Linked DNA regions of Mus musculus: region 1 is linked to region 2. The links are chromatin loops, found by intact Hi-C in ENCODE. Cell type or tissue: heart. All regions are shown on one strand. Each heading gives the region's core, and the rest is flanking DNA. Links, peaks and the distances in the headings are about the cores only.

Region 1 (4,645 bases), core at 1,097-3,596, 310 kb after region 2:
AGGGTAAAACAACGAGCATTTGTTGTGTTCACTAAACTTAGTTTGAGGAAAGGGTAGAGAAGCAGGACACAGACACAAGTAGATAACTGTAAAACAAAGCAGTAAATGCAATGATTCCGACTTTCAGAGTAACAGGAGACTTCCTGAGGCTACACCTATAGGGCAGGGAGGGCACCCTGGAGAGCCTTGTCCTAAAGAAATGATCTACTGTGTGGACAGAAGGTAGATATGGAAGGATAAAATTCGTTTACAAGCCAGTATAAATGACTACCCGAATCTACTTAATAGTGGTATTATTTTCTGTTCCATTCCTTCCTTTCTTTCTTCAAGGTCTGCAACTCTCTACGTAGCTCAGGCTGGTCTGGAACTTGCTTTGTAGATCTAACAGCCTCTGTCCATTATTTTTGACAAGCACAGAAATTATCAAATAGAGGTCTTCAACACTGAGCTTTGGCCCCTTGGCACAATCTGTATTTGAAAGTAACTTATTTCAATTAACTTAACTTCACACTAACTTCACTTTAGTTATGGTTTCCCTTTGTAACTATCTTGGAATTTTTCTTTAGAAAAAAAAATTCTTCTCTCAAGTAATGATAAAACCATACCTAACTACCTTTCTTTTCTTTTCCTTTCTGTTTGTTTGTTTGTTTGTTTGTTTTTGGAGACAGGATATCACTTTGTAGACTTGGCTGGCATCCAACTCAGAGAGATCTACCTGCTTCTGCCTCTGGAGTACTGGGATTAAAAGCATGCACCCTCTCACCCAGAGACCAGGATTTAAAAAAAAAAAAATGCTTTTAGGCTTTCTACTTAGAGTAGGGAACCAAGTAAACAACCAGAGCAAAACCAGGAGACAGTATTAGACATATCAATGATAACAAGTTCCATTTGTTTGTTTTTGGAGACAAAGTTTCTCTGTGTAACACCCCTAGCTGTCCTGGACCTCATTCTGTAGACCATGCTGGCCTTGAACTCACAGAGATCCAACTGTCTCTGCCTCCTGTTGCCTCCCATTGCTGGGATTAATGACACTCCACCATCGCCTGGCTAGATAACAAATTCTTTAGCTTTCCTTTTGTATCTTGCTGGAGAGTTAAATCATAACTACAAACTCTACAGTTTCAAGAAGGATTCAGGCACTTCTGGCCCAGCCTGACCTAATATATACAGGCACTGGTGCTACTCCAAGGTCCAATTACACCCACTGAACCCTAAGATCTGGCACAAGAGAAAAAATTACGACAAAAACTCTTCGGACCTGCTGTTGCCCCCTCAAACCATTTTCATCTTATAGGTTAGTGTAGGGCATGTCTTCTGGGCCTTTCCATTATGAGGGATCAGGTTTTTCAGAGAGTACCCACTCTAGCACTGCAATTTCCCTGAGCTTAAAACTCCTTCATCAACACTAAGCCAAGGGATGGCAGGCATCTCCAGTTCCTTTTCAGTAGGCCATCTGTAGACAAATCTAACCAACCAACCAGCCAACCAAACTTTGACACCTTTTTAAAACTATATGAACTCCACATTAAATCTGGAATCTCCAATCGGTGGTCTCAAACTGATAAAATTCAGCCTGATCCTGTTTCCTTTTACCATTATCCTACAATCTTAAACCCATTCGCACACACACATTCCACAGATGTCTTGAATGAATTAGCACACTCCTTAAGCTCTTTAGTGGTGAAGTGCACTTGAGTAATCTACGCCTCAGACTCCCCTCTGAGAGTCTACTTAGCCATAAGTTTGATTACAGGTCTAGAGGTGAATGGACAGGTCCGCAACTTGGGGTGCAGCTCCTCCCAGGGCCCCACCAGCCTCAAGGCTCTCCCAGCAGCAGCCTAAACCCAGCTCCCATCTGACAGCCTCGCCTACGCCTCAGCACGCACAGGCCAAGGCCTGTGTGGCAAGTGTGGAGTCCCTGGGCAACTTTCGCTCTGCAGGGAGCTCCTGACAGGTCTGGCCCACTGTCTCAGAGGCCTGGGTTCGTGCTTGGACGCCCCGACACTTGGAGCCGGCAGGCCGCACGAACCATGCTCATTGGCTAAGGCGGACCGACCTTCCTCCTAGAACGCCTGCGCAAGGCCGGCAAGCGGCTCCCAGCCAGGACGTCGGCTCTCAGCGGCCTCCCACCCCGCTTCAAAGCGGTGTCCTTACCCCGCTATCTGCGGGTTTCCGAAGGCAGCTTCGGGAGACACAAGCCGGTTCTTCCGGCCGACTAGGTCTGAGGGAGAAAGATGATTGGCAGGCAGGTGGGAGGACGATAAGCAAAGGTAAAGGAGTAGCGGGAGGCAGGGGCGGGGCCAAAGCGCGCACGCGCAGCCCCTGGTGGGGAGGGGGGAAGGGGCGGAGCTATGCAAGGCGCTCTGGTGACGCAGTTCTTGCTGAGCAGCCGTTGGTAGTCTTGGTAGGCTTCCCAGATGCAGCTGAGTGTGAAAGATCCGGTTCCTCTGGCTTACATTTCCCACTTGACTTTTCCTCAATCTAATCTATTTGAGATAGTTTAATTATTTGGGACAGTGGCTCACACTGTAACCCACGCTGGCCTTGAACTTGCGGCAATTCTCCTGCTTCAGCCTCCTACGTGCTTTGATTACAGGCATGACACATCGCGACTCCTTACTAGGCTGTTTTTAAACGTTCAGTGTACTCAGCATGGGCTTTTTACTGCTTTATTGGACGTCTGTAACTGATCTCCAGACCTGCAAATGATGGAATATAAACTGCTTTTCGCTTTGCTACCTCTTGGCTTGGTCAACCAGCAAGAAGCCATCCCACCCCTTCTCTCAGATCTTCATTCTCCTGAAGACGACCTTGCGGCCCACATCGTGTCCTTTGTCTGCAGGAGCATAGTTTACAATTGCCCACCTGTCTCTGAGGCAGTGTGTGCGCCACATGTCACGCAAGCTTAAGAGTGCTGGGACTCAATTTTCCTGCCCTTGTGAGACTGTAGATTTAAGGACACTGCCTCTACCCATTTTGAGAACTCCTTTAAATACTTGTCCCATTTATTACCCTATTTAGGGCTTTTCCCCTCTAGACGACTTGAATTTGTGGCGTACAGTACTATTTAGAGTGAGGACTATGTTAAAGAGAATAGGCTACAGATACTGAAGGTGGTTTCTGAAGGAGTTTTTGTTTTTTGTTTTGAGACGGGATTTCTCCGTGTAGTCCTGTAGACAAGGCTGGCCTTGAAGAGAGATCTGCTGGCCTCTGCCTCCTGAGTGCTGGGATCAAAGGCATGGGCCACCACCACCTGACAACTTCTGAAGTTTTAACTTCTTAGTGTTTTGGGACAATCCTTGTTAGATATTTATATTTTGGCACATTTGTTTAAAATATTTTCATTAGCAATGTCCTTAGTCACATATTATCATAAAGCATACAGTACTGTGCTGCCAGGTCGACCAACAGATGAAAGTGTTTGCTATCAGACCCTCCAGCCTGACCACTGTGGTTTGATTACCGTAACTAGATGGAGGTGGAAGGAAAGAACAGATTCCAAAAACGCTGTCCTGCAAAAATCCACATGGATGTGTGCTCCTCCCACAACGTACACGTAATAGTCATATGAGACCCACTGAAAGGGAGCTGTTAGGAGGGTAACTTAGACATTTGGTGGGGTGCCCTGGATCTTTGTGTTTTCAGTCTGTGCTGCTGCTTTATGTTAACTTCACACATGCTAGAGTCCTTAGAGAAGAGGGAGCCGCGATGGAGAAAACACCTCTGGAGATCACACTGCAGGAAAGCATTTTCTTAGTGACTGATGTAAGAGGTCCCAGCCCACTGTGAGTGGTGCCATCCATGGGCTGGTGGTCCTGGGTTCTAGAAAACAACCCTGAGATTCCACCTCGCAACAGTCTGAATGGCTAAGATCAAAAATTCAGGTGACAGCAGATGCTGGGGAGGATGTGGAGAAAGAGGAACACTCCTCCACTGCTGGTGGGATTGCAAGCTGGTAGAACCACTCTAGAAATCAGTTTGGCTGTTCCTCAGAAAACTGGACATAGTACTACTGGAGGACCCAGCTATACCACTCCTGGGTATATACCTAGAAGATGCTCCAGCATGTAATAAGGATACATGCTCCACTATGTTCATAGCAGCCTTATTTATAATAGCCAGAAGCTGGAAAGAACCTAGATGTCCCTCAACAGAGGAATGGATACATTTGGTACATTTACATAATGGAATACTACTCAGCTATCAAAAACAATGAATTCATAAAATTCTTAGGCAAATTGATGGAACTAGAAAATATCCTGAGTGAGGTAACCCAATCACAAAAGAACACACATGATATACACTCACTGCTAAGTGGATATTAGCTCAGAAACTTAGAATACCAAGATACATTTTGCAAAACACATGAAACTCAAGGAAGACCAAAGTATGGATACTTCTGTCCTTCTTAGAAGGGGGAACAAAATACCCGTGGGAGGAGATACAGAGACAGAGTGTGGAGCAGAGACTAAAGGAATGACCATCCAGAGACTGCCCCACCTGGGGATCCATCCCACATACAACCACCAAACCCAGACAATATTGTGGATGCCAACAAATGCTTGCTGACAGGAGCCTGATATAGCTGTCTCCTGAGAGGCTCTGACAGTGCCTGCCAAATACAGAGGTGGTTCTCTCAGCCAAC
Region 2 (4,645 bases), core at 1,040-3,539:
AACAAAGCAATGACACAGCTTTGACAGACCCCAAGAAAGCCTTGTTTGAAAGCCTAATCAACAGCCCTAGCCTGGTCTGGCTATGAGGCCAGCTTTAACACCTACTAGGACAGACCAGCCAGTTGGAGTTATAGCTCTGTAGCAGCCACCTGACTTACTATCCACCCTTAACAGGGCCAGAGGTAGGTGTGTGATCCAAGGCATGCCACACAGGGGGTGACCAGCTGTATTTGTAATGAACCACTAGCAGCCCAGACCAATTCTCTCAGTGAAATTGGATGTCTGATCTAATTAAAAGTTGTTAGACTAGTGCAACAGGGTGGCACACACCTTTATTCCAAGCACTCAGGAGGCAGAGGCAGGTAGATCTCTGTGAGTTTCATGACAGCTAGAGGTAAATCCGTGTCTCAAGAAACCAAAAAGTTGTTAGGCCATGATGTGATTGAGAAGCCAAGCAAAATTGAAGGGGTTGGGCGGGGACGATGGGACAGACTATACCAAGATGGAAGGGAAGCTGGACAGCAAGAGACCACTGAGAAAGGATACAGTTTGGTGAAGAAAAGAAGATGATTCACCAGAGAGTCACCAATCATTATGGTTCTTATGAGAGAAAGTATTATAAAGCTCTGGATGGAAGATTTCCAATTTTTGCAATGAACCCACTTTTTCTTCAGGTCATTTAAGATTTCCTGAACCTGTAGAATTTAAATCTCATCAGCACTTAATGTGTCACCATGAAGACTAGGGATATGGAATGACAGAGTCACACTTCTGGCAAAAAAAACAAAAAAAAATTAAAAACTCATCAGCACTTAATGTGTCACCATGAAGACTAGGGATATGGAATGACAGAGTCACACTTCTGGCAAAAAAAAAAAAAAATTAAAAACTCATCAGCACTTAATATGTCACCATGAAGACTAGGGATATGGAATGACAGAGTCACACTTCTGGCAAAAAAAAAAAAATTAAAAACTAAAAGGGAAGCCCCACCCCTAGGATTGACTACTTTAACATTCCCATACAACCCACTGTGCATATACCCCACTATTACTAAACCTGATCTTGAACTAAAAAGCTAATGAGTTGTGGGTTTGGATTTTTATTACTCAAGTTTAATATGAAACCTAATGACTGAATTTTGGCATTCCTTACTCTATATGAAGTAGAAAATAACAGTATGTCATATGATTTAGAAAAGAACATGCTTTCACTTGCATTATGTAGTTTAAATGGTAACAGGTCACCTTACTATGATGACTACATCACAAGATCAACTGTAGGGACAAGGCTTGTAGAATACTAGATTATGGTTGCCAGGAAACATTCTTCACTTCTCTTGAACGTTCAAAAGCAGGACTGAGCCCAGATCGCGGTAGTCATTGTAGCTACCCAAAGATCTAAGCGCCCCACAAGTAAAACAGGTAAATCAACAATTACACCATAGACTACCAGTCTGCTTTGAAAAATTCTTCTCAGCGGGTGGTGAAAAGGCATGCCTTCTGCCAAGGCAGGACTGATAGGAGTTACACACCAGCCTTGGATATAAAGCTCTCCTCCTCAAAAAAAAAAAGCAAAAAAACAAAAGGGTTGAGAATGCGGTTCCATGATAGAATGCCTGCCTAGCATGCACAAGGCCAAGAGGTTCAACCTCCAGCACCGCCAGAAAGAAAAACACTCCCTATTTTTCTCTATTTGTAAGACATGTGTGTGTATATGTCAGCGTGATTTCTCTTAAGATTGGGTCTTTATAGCTCAGTCTGGCCTTAAACTCCTGATTCTCTTGTCTCCACTTCCCAGCTGCTGGGATTACAGGTGCCAGCCACCAAGGTCTGGAGCATGCTAAGCACGCACTCTATTACCGATGCATTTCCTTCTTTCCTGTTTTTAGGGGGTGTGTGGCGTGTGGTGTTTGCTGTCAGAATTTTAAAGTCCTTTTCCCCCTCGGATACACGGCCTCTGTGTGCAAAGTCACCAGAGTCCATTCACGTGCCGCTATTCTGATTACAGGATCTCGGGCACTGCACTCTCAGGTCGTGCAGAGGCCACAAGGACATTCCTTCATTAAACTGCAGCCTCGGGAACTGCCCGCCCGCCGCTCCCTGATGAGCTAGGAATCTCCTCCATCCCGAGAGCTGTGGACATCTAGGCATACAGGACGCACACTCGCTGCAGCACTAAGCCTCGGGCGTCCGTCCTGACCACGTGGCCGCCCCGCACCTCCTCCCTGCGCAATATGGCCTGCACTCGCGGCCGCCACCGCTACCTGCACTCCATGAACGATGTAGACCTTCTCGGCCTCGCTTAGCGCCACCGACGCCATGCTGCTCAGCTCACCGCGCGCGCTGGCGTGTCATCAGCTCGCGCCTCTCCCCACCGCGCCTGCGCGTCATCAGCCCGCGCGGTGGCCGCTCCCGCAGCCGCGGCTGCCGCCACCGCCTGGAGCTCCATGGGCTTCTCCTTCGCACCGCCCCGTGTGAGGCCGAGTCCGGCAAGCCGTGGCGCCGGGTGCCCGTGCCATCGCGGACGCTGGCGGCTGGGCCCCGGGGCAGCAGCAGGCGGCGCGGGACTGCTAGCTGCCTCCAGATTGACGGTCAGTGCAGTGGGGAAGCCCCAGAAGGAGGGAGGCGCGGGGCCCCAGCCGGGACTGGATGGGAAGCGCGCAACCCGAGCGCTCGGGCCGGAGTCGAAGTAGCCGAGCGCGCGCACGTGAGACACTTCAGGAAGGCGGAAGTCGTGCTGCCCATGAGGGACCATCTCCTCAACCCCCTCCTAGTTGGTCCCTAGGATGGCTGAAGGAAAGAGACCATGGATCCCTCATTAGGTCACTGGTCGGGAAGGGTCTGCACCAGGAATGGGGCGCCAGCTTCTCAATTTTCTCACCCCTCCTTCCATTCCAGGGATCGATCTCTGTCCTGTCTTCCCTCATCCTTTCCTCCCCTACTGCCCATCATCAGATAATGGCCCAGAGCTTTGCAAGTTACCCTTGCCCCGTGCGGTTGCTGGAGTATTGTCCCAAAGAGAGTAGGGAGAGTGTCTTGCACTTCGGGATGCCTGGATGGAAGGGATCTCCGGGGAAGATGGATAACTTCATGAAAGAAAACCGACCCTGGGAGGATATGGGACCTAGGTTATCCAGAAAGGATGCCTGCAAGGTGAAGCTGGGGTCATAGTGAGGGGCCCTTTAAGGAAGAGAGGGGATATGAACTAAGTTTTAAAGGGTCTCTCTGAGAAAATGAGGGGAGACTTGGTAGAGACTTACCTGGTGTTCTATTTTAAACAAAAGTAACCCTTCAGCTTAATCATCAAGAAATAAAAGGTGCTGGCCACCCTTTGCCTTTAATCCCAGCGTTTGGGAGACAGAGCTAGGCGGATCTCTGAATTCGAGGTCAGCCTGTTCTACACTGTGAGTTCAAGGACAGCCTGAGCCACATAGTGAGATCCTGTCTCAAAGACACTGCCCCCACTCGTCGAAAAAAGGCTTTTTTTCTCTTGTGCTAACTAAGTAAGTAAACAGAACACTAACCAGAGTCCTCCAGGGTAGAAGGGAAGGCTCTTGTGAGCATAGCCACAGAGCATGGTGATTAGAGTTGTCATAGTGGATTACTGACTACGCTGAGATTTCAACAGTAACAGGAAGTGCCTGGCTATATTCCTAGGTACTGAACTGTTAGCTGCTGAGCCCTCAAATGATAGCCTCTTCTTGATAGACTGGATATGAATTTCCTGCGTCCATACATAATACTTACTACAGGTGCTCCTGAGACGGCTTCCTGTAGGGTTGGACTTTGCCCTCTAGGGTAACTGGAAAAGGTGGAGCCAGACGGCTTTCTTCCTTTTTTGGAGGAACAGATGCCACACTTGATATAGCACCTAGACACCATCTCTGGTTGAACAACTAGATTCTGTGTGAGGAACTGGTGAAATAGCAAGGGACTCCTGCTAGTAGGGTATCTCGTGCTAGAGATGACTGGAAAGAGAGACCATTTGAATATATAGTGGGGTGGGGGTGGGGTAGGGTGAAGATTGAAAAGTCAGAAAAGATACTGGAAGAAAGTTTGACTTGAGTTTAACTACTATGAGCCATTTTCCTGGGAAAAAGTCTTTGGGCATATCTTTAAAAGTGTGTTAGTGGCAGAACAGTAGCATGTGCAAAGGCCCTAGGTTCCCTCCCCAGCACCACACGGGCATATCCTACCCCCGACAGCAGACAACAGGTTCTTTCTGAAGAAGGGTCAGTGTTATCTATTTGGTGACTGATTTTATGAGTAATATCTGGTATTAGGTTCAGAAGACTTCAAGAAACATAAACAGTGGAGTTTATATTCTCTGCTGGAACACTGCTGTCATCACTAGTTATTTTTCCTATGTGATGCTAGAGCATTTTCATCATATTCATTGAATGCATTAGATGTCCTTAAACCTCATAACTCATAGTTCTTATTTATTGAAGCTATTCAAAGAACATATTAGAACCAGAAAAATGAAATACCCAAGGATGGCACATTATATTGTGTTATACCAGTTTGCTTTTTCATTTCTCTTGGGGTTTTTGTTTGTTTCATGCTGTTTTGTTGTTGTGTCTTTTATAAAACCCAGGCTCTATTAACTTTCTATGACACTGTGTGATGCTTGTTGTATGCCA

Evidence for each region. A loop is a pair of places that touch in the nucleus more often than their neighbours do. Peaks named below come from ENCODE experiments on the same cell type or tissue, not always from the same donor. Only the 100,000 strongest peaks of a DNase experiment are listed, where the experiment ranks them.
Region 1: a loop joins it to region 2, with 2.8 times the contacts of the local background. A loop is called at or near these places in 1 of 42 quality-filtered maps.

The regions. Positions count from the first base shown.
Region 1 is chr9:122,803,198-122,807,842 of GRCm38, reverse strand. It overlaps Tcaim (T cell activation inhibitor, mitochondrial), which reads right to left and starts at 2,296. Exons shown (of 11, transcript NM_001013405.2): 1 at 2,155-2,296. In heart, for the core only: no CTCF peak of the experiment used is centred there; DNase peaks (open chromatin) are centred at 2,082 and 2,192; H3K4me3 peaks cover 1,670 bases; H3K27ac peaks cover 1,326 bases.
Region 2 is chr9:123,110,944-123,115,588 of GRCm38, reverse strand. Zdhhc3 (zinc finger, DHHC domain containing 3) reads left to right here and starts at 2,395. Exons shown (of 7, transcript NM_001372538.1): 1 at 2,395-2,593. It overlaps Exosc7 (exosome component 7), which reads right to left and starts at 2,358. Exons shown (of 8, transcript NM_001081188.1): 1 at 2,267-2,358. The coding sequence starts at 2,323. In heart, for the core only: CTCF peaks have their summits at 2,275 and 2,478; a DNase peak (open chromatin) is centred at 2,478; H3K4me3 peaks cover 2,416 bases; H3K27ac peaks cover 1,910 bases.